Linked DNA regions of Homo sapiens: region 2 is linked to region 1. The links are chromatin loops, found by intact Hi-C in ENCODE. Cell type or tissue: A673. All regions are shown on one strand.

Evidence for each region. Hi-C counts contacts between places; a loop is a spot of excess contacts. Peaks named below come from ENCODE experiments on the same cell type or tissue, not always from the same donor. Only the 100,000 strongest peaks of a DNase experiment are listed, where the experiment ranks them.
Region 2: a loop joins it to region 1, with 2.6 times the contacts of the local background. A loop is called at or near these places in 2 of 110 quality-filtered maps.

The regions. Positions count from the first base shown.
Region 1 is chr15:33,981,285-33,989,284 of GRCh38, forward strand. The region is part of intron 2 of AVEN (apoptosis and caspase activation inhibitor); the gene reads right to left. The region is part of intron 1 of CHRM5 (cholinergic receptor muscarinic 5); the gene reads left to right. Among named protein-coding and RNA genes, the nearest start is that of CHRM5, 17 kb to the left of the region's middle. RefSeq lists enhancers at 3,932-4,455, 6,562-7,061. In A673, no CTCF peak of the experiment used is centred here; no DNase peak of the experiment used is centred here.
Region 2 is chr15:33,760,742-33,768,741 of GRCh38, forward strand. RYR3 (ryanodine receptor 3) reads left to right here. Exons shown (of 104, transcript NM_001036.6): 61 at 7,917-7,966. Among named protein-coding and RNA genes, the nearest start is that of CHRM5, 200 kb to the right of the region's middle. In A673, no CTCF peak of the experiment used is centred here; no DNase peak of the experiment used is centred here.

The DNA.
Region 1 (8,000 bases):
GAGTTATTAGCAGTCAAGAAAAACTCATTTGCAAGTTAGCACTCCTGCGTACTAATATATTTTTTCCGGACTTTTCAGTTTAAATGAAACAAGTAGCAAGCATAAGAGTATTGCTCCCATTGTCATGACCAGATCAAAAGGCACCAAACTAAACATAACCAAGTTTTTTTAAGTAGCCAAAAGCTTTCTTCTTTTAACAGATACTAAAAATGGGGGGAAGGGGAGGAAACACAAGTTTCCCAAACAATGAAATGGCTCATTTTCTATACAATACACCAAAAGGGCCTACTGCTGCATAGCCAACTGTATGCATACCACAGGGGGCGAGAGTGCAATATAAAGAATAGTCATGGGTTTTGGAATCAGATTGAAAGGAATTCACACTGCAGTTCCATTACACACTAGTTATGTGATCCTTGTTACCTAACTTCTTTGAGCTTAATTTATCTCATCTATAAAATTGTCTAATACTAACACTGAAGGGCTATTTTGAATTTAAACAAAATGTATACAAAATACCAAATATCTAGCCAGGTACTCTATAAACAAGTTTTGTTTTTTTGTTTTTGAAACGGAGTCTCACTCTGTTGCCCAGGCTGGAGTGCAGTGGCGCGATCTTGGCTCACTCCAACCTCAGCTCACTGCAACCTCCACCTCCCAAGTTCAAGCAATCCTCCTGCCTCAGCCTCCCTAGTAGCTGGGACTACAGGTACATGCCACCATGCCCTGCTAATTTTTGTATTTTTTCTTTTTTTTTTTATTAGTAGAGACAAGATTTCACCACACTGGCCAGGCTGGTCTTGAACTCCTGACCTCAGATGATCCACCCGCCTCAGCCTCCCAAAGTGCTGGGATTACAGGCATGAACCACCACACCCAGCACTAAATAAGAGTTATTTTAACACATTTGTTAACACCTACATCTCTGCAGATGTAGAGCTGCATCTGCAGCTCTGCCCCCAACAAATTAAGCCAATCTAATTCAGAGGTTGGCCCTAATGCATTTTTCAGCAGTGCTGCCTTCTCAATTTCAAATTCCTATAAGATCACACCCTCTCCCATCCCAATCCAAACCCTAGTAATGACCCCAAGAATTACCAAATGCTATGCTCTGCCAAAAATAAAAATTAAAAAAGGAAAAAAATAAATGGAAGTATTTCTGATAATACTACTAAAATATTTTCTGGAGCAAAGCAATAACATATGGTTAAGAGGCCAAATCTCAGTCCCAATGGTCAAATTCAATTTGATTGACTGCTATTAACTCAGCACTGCCAAATCTTGATCCTTTTTTAAGATTTTACAATTTTTTTTAAATGCTATAAATGTTTACCCATATCTACCACTGCACTGACTCAAAATTTTTGAATTTAGTAATGGAAACAAGAATTTGTTTAGGTTATGGCATTTCCAAGAACAGCAGTAAAGAATGTAGTTATGTTGTACATCCAAATACCATGATGCTTTCCCCATGATGTTTTCCCCTTATGAATCGAAAAACACATCAACCACATTCTCTCTCTCTCTCTGGACCAGCCCATCTGGACAACACCCCTAAAGCAACAAAGGCTACCTTAGAATTATCCCAACTTCTGAGGGAGATCAGTCAAATGGTTAGCATGTCCTGGGATGACTGTTGGATCACTGGGACATGCCTCCTTCCTACCCATCAACTCCTGTTGGGATAATTTTTGAAAGACTGCACCTCTTAACTGCATGGACCATGACTGTCTCTTGCACAAGAAGCACAACATTAAGGCAGGTTTTTCTGAGCAACGGATTTTAGACGTGGATATATAAATCACTTGGGATATAGCTAACCATATACATATATGTCCATACTCTGTGTGTGTGTGTGTGTGTGTGTGTGTGTGTATGTGTGTGTGTATATATACACACGTGTGTGTATGTGTGTGTATATATATATATACATATATATACACACACATACACACACACACATATATATGGCTTCTTGGTAACCAACAAATGACAAAAGATAAAATAAGCTTTTTGTAACTGATTAATGAGGAAGAAATTAAAATCAATTATTGATGTTTCACCTTGTTTTACAAACGTACCCTCATTAACCCCATTCAGTTAACATAAACGCTTCCATTCTTCAAAGAAATTGACAGAAGGGTCAATGACACAAGAATAGCACCATTTATAATACAGATAGATCTGCAGTAAAGCATAAATAAAAAGGGCAAGTATTTAGTCATTATAACTTGACCTCTTGTCCAAGGCAATTCTTGGCTTCAGAGAGAACTAGTTCCCCTGAACTTTTAAGGAAAAACAGTATCTTTGCATAGCCTCAAAACATTATTTACTGTCATTGTTTTTAACACATGCCCAGAAATTCCTCCTTCCATGGATGAAGCTTACTCGCATCGTCTTGAGTGTGAGCAGGACTTAGTGACTCGCTGCTAGTGAACAATAAATGGAAAGGGAAAAACAGGGAGTTTACAGGGAGAAACCTGACGGAGGTTTCTAAGTGGTAACTAAGAGTAACTAAGTGATCAGAGTTAACATCATCAGCAGTAAGTCCTATAAATATTTTGTGTCCACTGACATGATCCAACAAGAAAGGTACATCATCTTAGGGTATTCTCCCCCAGAATCCATAATCTCAGCCTCATCATGAAAAAAAAAAAAATCAGAAAAACCCAAATTAAGGGACATTCTACAATATGGTCTACTCTTCAAAAGTGTCAATTTCAGAAAAGACTGAGAAACTGTCACAAATAAGAAGAGACTAAGGAAATACAAAGAATAAATGTAATGTGGTATCCTGAGTTAGAAGAGAAAAAGGACATCAGTGGAAAAAATTGGAGAAATGCAAATAAAGTCTGTGGTATACCAATGTTAATTTCTTAGTTTTGATAAAGATACCATGGTTATATAAAATAATAATATTAAGGGAAGCTGGGTAGAAAGTACACGGAAATTCACTGTATTATCTTTGTAACTCTTCTGAAAAATCTAAAAAGTATTAGAAAATAAAAAGTTTACAAAATAAGTAATTGGACCTTAATGTCATTTTATTAAGTTAATCTACATACAAGATATTCTGCAAACTCAGTCACTTTCCTCACCTGTTAGAATAGATTGATGGTAGGGTTTTTTTTTTTTGAGACAGAGTTTCACTCTTGTTGCTCAGGCTGGAGTGCAATGGCATGATCTCGGCTCACTGCAACCTCCACCTCCCTGGTTCAAGCAATTCTCCTGCCTCAGCCTCCCGCGTAGCTCAGATTACAGGCATGCTCCATCACACCCGGCTAATTTTGTATTTTCAGTAGAGACAGGGTTTCTCCATGTTGGTCAAGCTGGTCTCAAACTCCTGACCTCAGGTGATCCACCCGTCTTGGCCTCCCAAAGTGCTCGGATTACAGGTGTGAGGCACTGCACCCAGCCTATTCATAGTAGGTTTCTATATGAGTTGCTTTTCATTGAAGAACAAACATCTTCCCAGGACTTCGGTCTTTAAAAATGAGACAAACGTTAGTAGCAAACATAGGGACCTTTGATGCAGTAAATCACACCCAATAACCACAAATAACAGTTCATTCACTCATTCAGCAAGCTCTGTCATCATGAACCATGTGCCATGTCCTGTGTCATACACTAACAATGAAAAGATCTACCCTCAAGAGATGAACCAACCAATATTTTCACCTCAAGAGCAGTGGAATCAGAAAAGCCTCCTTGACCTTGACCAGCTGAACCTTTCCTGGGTTATCCCACAGCATTCTGTATCCCACAGCACTCTGTACCTGTCACACTGAACTGTATTTGTTGGTTTCCTCACATCTATATCACCTCACAAGAGATATTTGCCAATAACTATGCAGGGTCTGAGATTCCACCTTATCTGTAAGCTAACAGGTTAGCCTGTTACTGTTTCATGGGTGCTAGCAGAAGACATGAGACACCTGGGCCAGAGACAAAAGGTGTCTCTGGCAAAAGGAGTAGTCAAACTTCATGTTAATTTTTGTTGGTTCCTCATTGCCCCCGTCTCAGAGTGGTAATTCAAAGAGTCCTGTACATGCTGTGGGCTTTATTACAGGGAAGGAACACTGAGCTGAGTGTTCCTTTGTTACCAGAAAGGAACACTGAGCTGAGTGCATGCCCTCAGCTCAGTGTTCCTTTTTCAGTAAGAGTAAGTTCCTTGAGTAAGTAGAAGCAACCCTGGGGGAGATATTACCTCATCCCTCAGGGTTGCTTGCTGGAAACACAACTATGAGAAATTCAGACAAAGAGCAGTCAGAGCCTTGCATTCTTGACATACCCATCAGGAGCAGTCTGGGCCACTGCAATTCAGCTCTCCCAACAATATTCTGAAAGGCAGGCACTGTGTTGTAGGCATTTCTGTACCCTCAGCACCTGACATGATGCATGATACACCTGATTCCTTAGTGTTTGGTAAGTAAGTACCTATAAGCTAGAAATCTTGAGTTTGAAGCCAAAGACTACTGTTCCCAATTCTGTGGCCATGTACGCAGTCACTTAATCTTTTTAAGCTTCATTCTATTAATTTCTAGGAAATGTTCAAAAATAGAAGTTCAAGAAATGTTCAGTGAAAAAACTATCTCTAAGGATTCTTCTCTAATACTGAAAGGTTCATGATTCTCTCAAGGGCAGAATGCCAGAAAGCCCAGGTGCCTGATATCTCTCTGACAGATCTAACTCACATAGCATTCCCCCATGGAGGCAGAAATTCATGATGGCATAACAAATTTAGGATTCTATTAAGTTGATTTTTGTTTCTCAGGGTTATTTGTGAAAACCTCACATTTCACTGTAAATTTTTTTTTTTGTTTTTTGTTTTTTGTTTTTTGAGATGGACTCTCGCTCTGTCGCCCAGGCTGGAGTGCAGTGGCGCCATCTCGGCTCACTGCAAGCTCTGCCTCCCGGGTTCACGCCATTCTCCTGCCTCAGCCTCCCGAGTAGCTGGGACTACAGGCACCTGCCACCACGCCTGGCTAATTTATTTTTGTATTTTTAGTAGAAACGGGGTTTCACCATGTTAGCCAGGATGGTCTCGATCTCCTGACCTCGTGATCCACCCACCTCGGCCTCCCAAAGTGCTGGGATTACAGGCGTAAGCCACCGCGCCCGGCCCACTGTAAATTTTTATAAACTCTGTATAAACACAAGGCAGAAGACTCTACAACTACAGAATTTTAAAGGTAAATATAAAACCACATTAATTATCTACTTAGCTAGAAAGTAAGAGGTAAAGAAAGCAAGCTTTCTGAAACTTAATGATTTTTTAAAAACCAGCAGTAATATTATTAAAGACAATATTTTCCTTCATGTGCAATACACAGGATATAATAGATCATGACCATAAGGCTCTATATCAGGTTTTTGTTTTTGTTTTTTTTGAGACAGAGTCTCACTCTGTCACCTAGGCTTGAATGCAGTGGCGCAATCTTGGCTCACTGCAACCTCCGCCTCCCAGGTTCAAGCGATTCTCCTGTGTCAGCCGCCCGAGTAGCTGGGACTACAGGCACGTGCCACCATGCCCAGCTAATTGTTTTGTATTTTTAGTAGAGATGGGGTTTCACCATGTTAGCCAGGATGGTCTCGATCTCCTGACCTCGTGATCCGCCCACCTCGGCCTCCCAAAGTGCTGGGATTACAGGCATGAGCCACCGCGCCCAGCCCAGGTTCTTTTCAAGTGCTAAATAAACAGATAAAATATAGATTTACTTTTCCAAGAGGAATTCTCACCACAGGTTATGAAAAGCAGTATGTTGACATCCTCACCACTCAATGCCTCTAAATTAAACAGTATATATTCATAATTCATTAGCATTAATTCCATTCTCAGGTCACTGAAAATTCTGAGACCAGTGCAGTATTCTCACAACAAATTATGTGAGGATATTCTTTCCATCCCACTCCACATATGACAGTGACTAAGAATGTACAATGCAGTATCCCATATGTGCTTTATTCTTTTGCATATGTCACCTTTCTGTTGGAAAAGGTACATTTGAAGGTTTTTTCATTTGATAAACTAAGATCAAATTCATTTATTATGCTGGCTTGCTTTTTATTTAACAAAAGGGGAAGGGAAAGGGAAAGGCCAGGAAAGGAAAAGAGAAAAACAATGGACAGCCACCAGACAGTCTCTTGCCTCCACAGTGTTAGGATGGAATAAACCCACAGACTCAAGGTCTTCCCTACTCCAGCCTCAGATTACGCTCCACTCTCCTCCCCAGCTGCAGCCTCTGGGACCATCTCTTTGCCCATCCCCTTCTTCTCAGGCCAGCGAACAATGGTTTTTTTCTCCAACCATGAGCTCCCAAATCTACCAGAATTATTCCACTGAGGTCAAGGCTGCTGCCAGCTGCTTGGTCCACCTGCATCTGCAGGCCTCCTCTATTTATCTCTCTCTTTCTCTCTTTGGGCTTTTGTTTCAACTGCAACAGTGTGGCCCCAGAAGGCAGGAACCACTTCTGCTACAAGTTGGCAAACAAGCATGCCTAGAAGATTCATAATCAGCGCTGCATGCAGAAGCTGCCCCAAGATGAGTGGGATCACACCCTGGATGCCTAGGAAGCTTTCTGGCCCCATGGAAAACCCTAACCAGGTCCTGCTGGGTCTGCATGCCCTGGGTTATGGCCACACAGACCCACATTCTCTGTGACTGTCTACACAAGGAGGTGAAATGCATCAAGAAGGAAAACCACCTGACCAACTTCCATAGGCCAAAAGACTCACCCTCCAACACAACTGGGAGCCTCACAGTGCAGTGCCCTGAGGCCTGGCTGCAGCTCCCAAGCCTTGGGGCTTCTGTCCAGGTGCCTGCCTCCAGCCCAAAGGCAGCTTCTTAACCAACCACAAACCTTCTCTGAAGCTGCAGACCAAGTGTAAACAACACAGCTTCTTTTTTTGCAGAAACAAAAAATGTGTATCTTAGACAGTGATATACAATAAACATAGTTTTTTTTAGTTTCAGATAATCAACAATATATTTCGATTTTAATGAACAGTATCAAGTGCAAAAAATTCCAACCTTGAAGCCAGGCATACTTAAGTTTGAATCCTGATTCTGCTACCTAAGAGATATGAGAATTTTGTACAAATTGTTGAACTTTATTTCTAAGGCTTAGTTTCTACATGTATAGAATAGAGATAATGAAACCTACCCTATTAAGTTAAAGTTAGGATTTAATGAAATAGAGAATGTGCCCGTGTAACACATCTCACACACAGCCTGCAACTGGTAGGTTTCAGGAAATGACAGCACTGATGACCGCCATCAGCTTGTTAGCTTAAGGTCACCTGTGGTTGCAGGGTCACTAGTGGCCACAGGGCTCATTTACACACACACGTCTTGCCTATTTATGAAGCCTAACCCTTCTGAGGACACTGGGTGTGCTCACTTAACACACAAGTAAAACACTGTAGAATTATCGCAAAATTAAAAGACAAGAGAACAGAATTACAGGGTTGAAAAAACTCCTTGATAAATGACCTTGCTCTATCCCATGCAGCAAGAAGGACCATTGTTGAACCCATTTCCATTAAATGAAACCAAATCCATTTTGAAAGATTTTCAGTAAAGGTGATTTCCCAACTATCCCTTGGATGCCCAGTTAACACTCATAACACAAATGGCTAATCTAAATCCCCTGTATTTTAGTTTAAGCACATTTGATTTTTTTTTCCTTTGTCTTTACAGCTTGGAAAACACAAATTATTAAACCATTTCTCAGGCTTCTTTTGCTTAGCATCCTAAACCTTTCATCATAAATCCTGTTTTTTCTTATTTTTAATCATCTTTCAAGTTCCCTGTATCACCTCTATAGTTGCAGAAGTTAAAATAGTTCAACAAATCCCACACAAACACACACAAAAAAGCTAAATAAAAGAGAAGATGAGTTAATGATCATTTATTTTTCTAATTACATATATATGTTAGTACCATGCTTGGATATTTTCATGACAGCCCCGTGTTAATGACCTAATTTCAAATATGACCC
Region 2 (8,000 bases), 220 kb before region 1:
AAGCGGACTTAATAGACATCTACAGAACTCTCCACCCCAAATCAACAGAATATACATTCTTCTCAGCACCACATGCACCTATTCTAAAATTGACCACATAATTGGAAGTAAAGCACTCCTCAGCAAATGTAAAAGAACAGAAATCACAACAAACTGTCTCTCAGACCACAGTGCAATCAAACTAGAACTCAGGATTAAGAAACTCACTCAAAACTGCACAAGAACATGGAAACCAAACAACCTACTCCTCAATGACTACTGGGTAAATAATGAAATTAAGGCAGAAATGAATAAGTTTTTTGAAACCAATGAGAACAAAGACACAATGTACCAGAATCTCTGGGACACCAGCCAAAGCAATGTTTAGAGGGAAATTTATAATACCAAATGCCCACAGGAGAAAGCAGGAAAGATCTAAAATTGACACCCTAACATCACAACTAAAAGAAATACTGGAGAAGCAAGAGCACACAAATTCAAAAGCTAGCAGAAGACAAGAAATAACTAAGATCAGAGCAGAAATGAAGGAGATAGAGACACGAAAAACCCTTAAAAAAATCAGTGAATCCAGGAGCTGTTTTTTTGAAAAGATTAACAAAATAGACCACTAGCCAGACTAATAAAGAAGAAAAGAGAGAAGAATCAAATAGACACAATAAAAAATGATAAAGGGGATATCACCACTGATCCCACAGAAATACAAACTACCGTTAGAGAATACTACAAACACATCTATGCAAATAAGCTAGAAAAATCTAGAATAAATGGATAAATTCCTGGACACCACATACACCCTCCCAAGACTAAACCAGGAAGAAGTCGAATCCCTGAATAGACCAATAACAAGTTCTGAAATTGAGGCAGTAACTAATAGCCTACCAACCAAAAAAGGCCCAGAACCAGACAGATTCACAGCCTAATTCTGCCAGAGGTACAAAGAGGAGCTGGTACCATTTCTTCTGAAACTATTCCAAACAACAGAAAAAGAGGGACTCCTCCCTAACTCATTTTATGAGGCCAGCATTATTCTGGTACCAAAACCTGGCAGAGACACATACACACACAAAAGAAAATTTCAGGCCAATATTCCTGATGAACATCGATGCGAAAATCCTCAATAAAATACGGGCAAACCAAATCCAGCAGCACATCAAAAAGCTTATCCAACACAATCAAGTCGACTTTATCCCTGGGATCCAAGGCTGGTTCAACATACAGAAATCAACAAACATAATCCATCACATAAACAGAACCAATGACAAAAACCACATGATTATCTCAATAGACTCAGAAAAGGCCTTCGATAAAATTCAACACCCCTTCATGCTAAAAACACTCAATAAACTAGGTGTTGATGGAAAATATCTCAAAATAATAGCTATTTATGACAAACCCACAGCCAATATCATACTGAATGGGCAAAAGCTGGAAGCATTCCCTTAGAAAACCGGCACTGTACAGGGATGCCCTCTCTCACCACTCCTATTCAACATAGTATTGGAAGTTCTGGCCAGGGCAATCAGGCAAGAGAAAGAAATAAAGCGTATTCAAATTGGAAGAGAGAAAGGCAAATCATCTCTGTTTGCAGATGACATGATCCTATACTTAAGAAATGCCATCGACTCAGCCCAAAAACCCCTTAAGCTGATAAGCAACTTAAGCAAAGTCTCAGGATACAAAATCAATGTGAAAAAATTACAGGCATTCCTATACACCAATAATAAACAAAACAGAGAGCCAAATCATGAGTGAACTCCCATTGGCAATTGCATTTATTCTCACAAAGAGCATAAAATACGTAGGAATACAACTTACAAGGGATATGAAGGACCTCTTCAAGGAGAACTATAAACCACTGCCCAAGAAAATAAGAGAGGACACAAACGAATGGAAAAACATTCCATGCTCATGGATAGGAAGAATCAATATCCTGAAAATAGCCATACTGCCCAAAGTAATTTGTAGATTCAATTTTATTCCCATCAAGCTACCATTGTCTTTCTTCACAGAACTAGAAAAAAACTACTTTAAATTTCATATGGAACCAAAAAAGAACCCACATTGCCAAGACAATCCTAAGGAAAAAGAACTAAGCTGGAGGCATCACGCTACCTGACTTCACACTATGCTACAAGGCTACAGTAACCAAAACAGCATGGTGCTGGTACCAAAACAGAGATATAGACCAATGGAACAGAACACAGGCCTCAGAAATAACACCACACATCTACCGCCATCTGACCTTTGACAAACCTGACAAAAACAAGCAATGGGGAAAGGATTCTCTACTTAATAAATGGTGTTGAGAAAACTGGCTATCCATATGCAGAAAACTAAAAGTGGACCCCTTCCTTACACCTTATACAGAAATTAGCTCAAGATGGATTAAAGACTTAAACATAAGACCTAAAACCGTAAAAAGCCTAGAAGAAAACCTAGGCAATACCATTCAGGACATAGGCATGGGCAAAGACTTCATGACTAAAACATCAAAAGCAATGGCAACAAAAGCCATAATTGACAAATGGGGTCTAATTAAACCAAAGAGCTTCTGCACAGCAAAAGAAACTACCATCAGAGTGAACAGGCAACCTACAGAATGGGAGAAAATTTTTGCAATCTATCTGTCTGACAAAGGGCTAATATCCAGAATCTACAAGGAACTTAAATAAATTTACAAAAAAAAAACAACCCCATCAAAAACGGGGGTGAAGGATATGAACAGACACTTTTCAAAAGAAGACATTTATGCGGCCAACAAACATATGAAAAAAGCTCATCATCACTGGTCATTAGAGACATGCAAATCAAAGCCACAATGAGATACCATCTCACGCCAGTTAGAATGGTGATGATTAAAAAGTCGGGAGGGCAGCCACAGTGGCTCATGCCTGTAAACCCAGCACTTTGGGGAGCCCAAGGCAGGCAGATCACGAGGTCAGGATTTTGAGACCAGCCTGGCCAACATGGTGAAACCCCGTCTCTACTAAAGATACAAAAAATTAGCCAGGCATGGTGGCACACGCCTGTAATCCCAGCTTCTTGGGAGGCTGAAGCAGGACAATCGCTTGAATCCAGGAGGTGGAGGTTGCAGTGAGCCATGATTGCACCATTGCACTCCAGCCTGAGTGACAGAGCGAGACTTCATCTCAAAAAAAAAAAAAAAAAAAAAAAATCAGGAAACAACAGATGCTGGAGAGAGGATGTGGAGAAATAGGAATGCTTTTACACTGTTGGTGGGAGTGTAAATTAGTTCAACCATTGTGGAATACAGTGTGGCGATTCTTCAAGGATCTAGAACCAGAAATGCCATTTGACCCAGCAATCCCATTACTGGGTATATACCCAAAGGATTATAAATTATTCTAATATAAAGACATGCCCGTGTACGTTTATTGCAGCACTGTTCACAATAGCAAAGACTTGGAACCAACCCAGATGCCCATCAGTGATAGACTGGATAAAGAAGATGTGGCACATATATACCATGGAATCCTATGCAGCCATAAAAAAGAATGAGTTCATGTCCTTTGCAGAGACATGGATGAAGCTGAAAACACTCATTCTCAGCAAACTAACACAGGAACAGAAAACCAAGTACCACATGTTCTCACTCATAAGTGGGAGTTGAACAATGAGAACACATAGACACAGAGAGGGGAACATCACACACCGGGGCCTGTCAGGAGGTGGGGGCCAAGGGGAGGGATAGCATTAGGAGAAATACCTAATGTAGATGACAGGTTGATGGGTGCAGCAAACTACCATGGCGCGTGTATACCTATGTAACAGAACTGCACGTTCTGCACATGTGTCCCAGAACTTAAACCATAATTAAAAAAAAAAAAAAATGAGCATCTGTCCTGTGACAACATTGAGAAGAAGGCAAAGATCATTCTGAAGCTTGGGGAAAGTGAACACGTAACACTGTGAATAAACAGGTGGACACTGCTTTCCATCCCATGCTTATCAAACTCTATAAGATTAAAACTTATAAAAAGACTCAGATCGACTGGACACGGTGGCTCATGCCTGTAATCCAGCACTTTGGGAGGCCAGGGCAGGCGGATCACAAGGTCAAGAGTTTGAGACTAGCCTGACTAACATGGTGAAACCCCATCTCTACTAAAAATGCAAAAATTAGCTGGGCGTGAAGCCACGTGCCTGTAATCCCAGCTATTCAGGAGGCTGAGGCAGGAGAATCGCTTGAACTTGGGAGGCAGAGGTTGCAGCGAGCCAAGATCATGCCACTGCACTCCAGCCTGGGCAACAGAGCAAGACTTCGTCTCAAAAAAAAAAAAAAAAAAAAGACATCATACAAGTCCTGATGTGAGTGAGCTGAAATTTGTAGTCTAAAACAACATAATTCAATTTAAATTCCTAATAGGAAAAAAATTTTTCATCAAAAGCACCAGGCTTCCTACTCATTCCACTAGGTTAACATGTAGATACATTAACAGAAATGAGAAAAGAGGGGATAGGTCATGATTGGGCTAAAAGATGGATTCTACTGTGCCTCAGGTTCTCTCTGTATTTTATTAAAGAAATACAGGAATGGACTAGACTTTTAAGTAGCAAAAAGCTAAGACCCTAATGAAAATAGTTAGGAGGCCAGGCGCGGTGGCTCACACCTGTAATCCCAGCACTTTGGGAGGCCAAGGCAGGCGGATCATCTGAGGTCAGGAGTTCGAGACCAGCCTGGCTAACATGATAAAACCCCGTCTCTACTAAAAATACAAAAGTTAGCCGGGCATGGTAGCACACACCTGTAGTCCCAGCTACTCAGGAGGCTGAGGCAGGAGAATCACTTGAACCCAGGAGGCGGAGGTTGCAGTGAGCCGAGATGGCACCACTGCACTCCAGCCTCGCCAATAGAGTGAGACTCCGTCTCAAAAAAAAAAAAAAAAAAAAAAAGAAAATAGTCTAAATAGTCTAAAAACGCTTTCCCTAGCATCCAGTGAACAGTGTACATTATAGGGCCCAGCCATTAAATATCACCATCTTGGGGAGGATATTCAACTTTGAGATTTAGCTAACTTTTATGAAACACTTAGCATTGAGCACAGTTTTTTATATATAAGAGTTATTGCCCATTTGTGTAAAAATCTCTGTGAAACATCATGATGTTTTAAATTCTGAGAACTGCCTGTGTAGTATGATCTCCATTTTCCAGATGAAGAAATTGAATTTCAGTTGGGTTAACTCTACTACCCAAAGTGACTCTTCTGAGTTAGGACAAGAATAAAAATGCAGTCCTGGCTGAGTGCGGTGGCTCACGCTTGTAATCCCAGCATTTGGGGAGGCTGAGGTGGGTGGATCACTTGAGGTCAGGAGTTTGAGACCAGCCTGGCCAACATGGCAAAACCCTGTCTCTACTAAAAAAACAAAAAAAATAGCTGGGCGTGGTGGCACGCACCTGTAGTCCCAGCTACTCTGGAGGCTGAGGCAGGAGAATCGCTTGAACCCAGGAGACGGAGGTTGCAGTGAGCCGAGATGGCACCACTATACTCCAGCCTGGACAAGACAGTGAGTCTCCACCTCAAAAAGAAAAAAAAAAAAAGAAAAAAAGAAAAACCAGTCCTCTGTATCCACGTGAAGTATGATTTATCCTGCACCCTAATTACTTACTCTAAGTTAAGACAGGAGACGCCCCATGCTATCAAAATGAGATACTCTTAAAATCAGGTGCTGACCGAAGACCTCCTAAACATTTGCAGGATGCACCAGTGTGTTTTGTAAGAAGCTAGGGAAACAGTGAGTAAAGTGAGATATTCAGATAATCCAACAGAGGGCAGGTGTGTCTGTTTTCTTTATCTACTTTTCTTAGATTATTAATTCATGGAAATGTAACATTTGTTCAACCAGGCACCATTTGTCACGGCTGGAATACAACCTAGAGCCGATCAGCCTTGCAAATAGCTTTCAAATCCATCAGTGTGCTTGCTGCCCTCCCACAGAAGCAGTCGTGTTTGCACTGAATGTGTCTGCATTGCCAGATTTCTCTTCTTTGCAATCTTCGCCCTTGCGCCACCTTTTCTGCATCTGCAGCCCTTTGCCCGTGGGTCTCAGACTCTCCCTGAGATTCCTTTCATTTATTGTCTTCAAACTCTGAGATGGAGGAGAGGCACTTGGGGACTCGGGGCCCTCATAACTCTGGGCTAAAGACGGTGCTTCCAGTTAAATCCCAGGTTCCATAGGGAACAAGCAGTAGCCTTTGGAAATTTCAGATCCTGGCCTTGGCATGCCTAAGAAAGCACTTCTGACAATGAGATTAGCCATGTTAGTATGAGGATCAAACAACCCAAATATCTGCCTTTGTTAGAAAAACATTGTTTTGTGTTTACACAGAACATGTGTCCAACTTGAAGCATTTTCACCAGAAATACCTGAGTTTACCTGCCCCTAACTCTGAAACCCGAGTCCTATGATGACTCTCTACAGTGAGAAAGTTACCACACAGAGCAGTTAAGGGGCTTCCCCAAGACAGCCCAGCTAATCACAGAGGAACAGAGCCCACATTCCACAGGGTTAGCCCCTCGCTTCAGCTCCATGAGTTTGCATCAACTACCCGTCTCTGAAAAAAAAACCATGGGAAGAAAAAAAGAGCAGCCGATATTTAATTTCACCCTAGATGGCTGCCACGTTTCTGGTAACTTATTGTGTGTTCTCTTAAGCTATAGGCCAGGGGGTCCCAACTCTTTTCCACTGCAAGACCAATTAACTAGCCATGGGAACTTTTGTTGTGATTTTCCAGTAGACAGTCCAAAAAGACTCAGGGCATTTATTGAAAACATTTAAAGGTGAGCAGGTTTTCATCCCCATCAACACTCAGGATATATTCCTTCCCCATTTGAGTTGTCCTATGGAAGACTTCTGCCCTGAATGGGGTAAGGAGCTCCGTGATGAGTTATGAATCAGAAACTGGGAATGTGTCACCAGGGGACCCCGTGGCCTATCCAGGTGGCTTTTTTCTCTCTTCTTTTTTCCCTCTTTCTATTCCACTGCTTTCTGAAGCAACTGCAAAGTTCTTGTCTAGCCATGCCAGTGTCAGTAATGTCAGTTCTGAGCAATCTCTTCCCAAGAGCCTCAGCAACACAGGTCAAATGATGGCCACAGTGCCCCTAGGTGAGGTCCATTAGCAGCATGTTCAGAAACAGCGATGGACTCCTTTCTGACATCACAAGGCCCTCATTAGGCACTGTGGAAAGTCAAACAATGAGGCACAGCTGAACCTTCAGTGGTTCCACAGTGGAAAATATGGGTGAAAGCATAAAGGAGAGTCAAAAAACACAAAAATATACAACATGGGCCTTTCCTAGTTTCCAAGGACCCAGTTAGAACAGTGACCTGGTCAGGCCTGGAGACTAACTGGAGATGACAGAGAATACACAATTCTTAAAACGTTTTTGTTTAACACAATCTCACCTTGTACCTGAACCATTAACACTTTTCCAATCCCAGCTTCTTGCCAACCTCCCAACTAAAACTTCATACCCTCAATGGAAGGCTACAAAATGGTTTGCAATCCATTGCAACAAGGGGAAAATCATGCTTTTTTCCGGAGTCTTCATTTATCCCTGAATGTCACACAAATGAACGTTTCAGTACATGGTACTCTATAGCAAAGTATACTTTGCACTGGGTCACTGCAAAATACTATAACTGTTTCAGAGGGATTGTGTTTAATAAAGATGGAGCTGCCTGCAAGGTACCTTTCATGATTCTCCAAGGCAGTGTGAACCACACATGTTCCTGAGTGTGGACCAGAGGATTCTTTGCTAGGAACATAGTGCATCTCCCTAGAATGCCACTCTGTGCTCTCTGTTTCACAGTGTAAGGGACATTGGGGTGGGGGATACAAAGCGTGAGTCCTTTAATCTCTGTGACTTTCTGAATTGCTTTCTTTTCTGCTTCAGCCTGTTCTGCAAACTTGCCGCTCTCGTTAGACACAGAATTTCCCTCTTTGGTAAGTGAAGTGTTGCTCAAGGTACCGCTCCTCC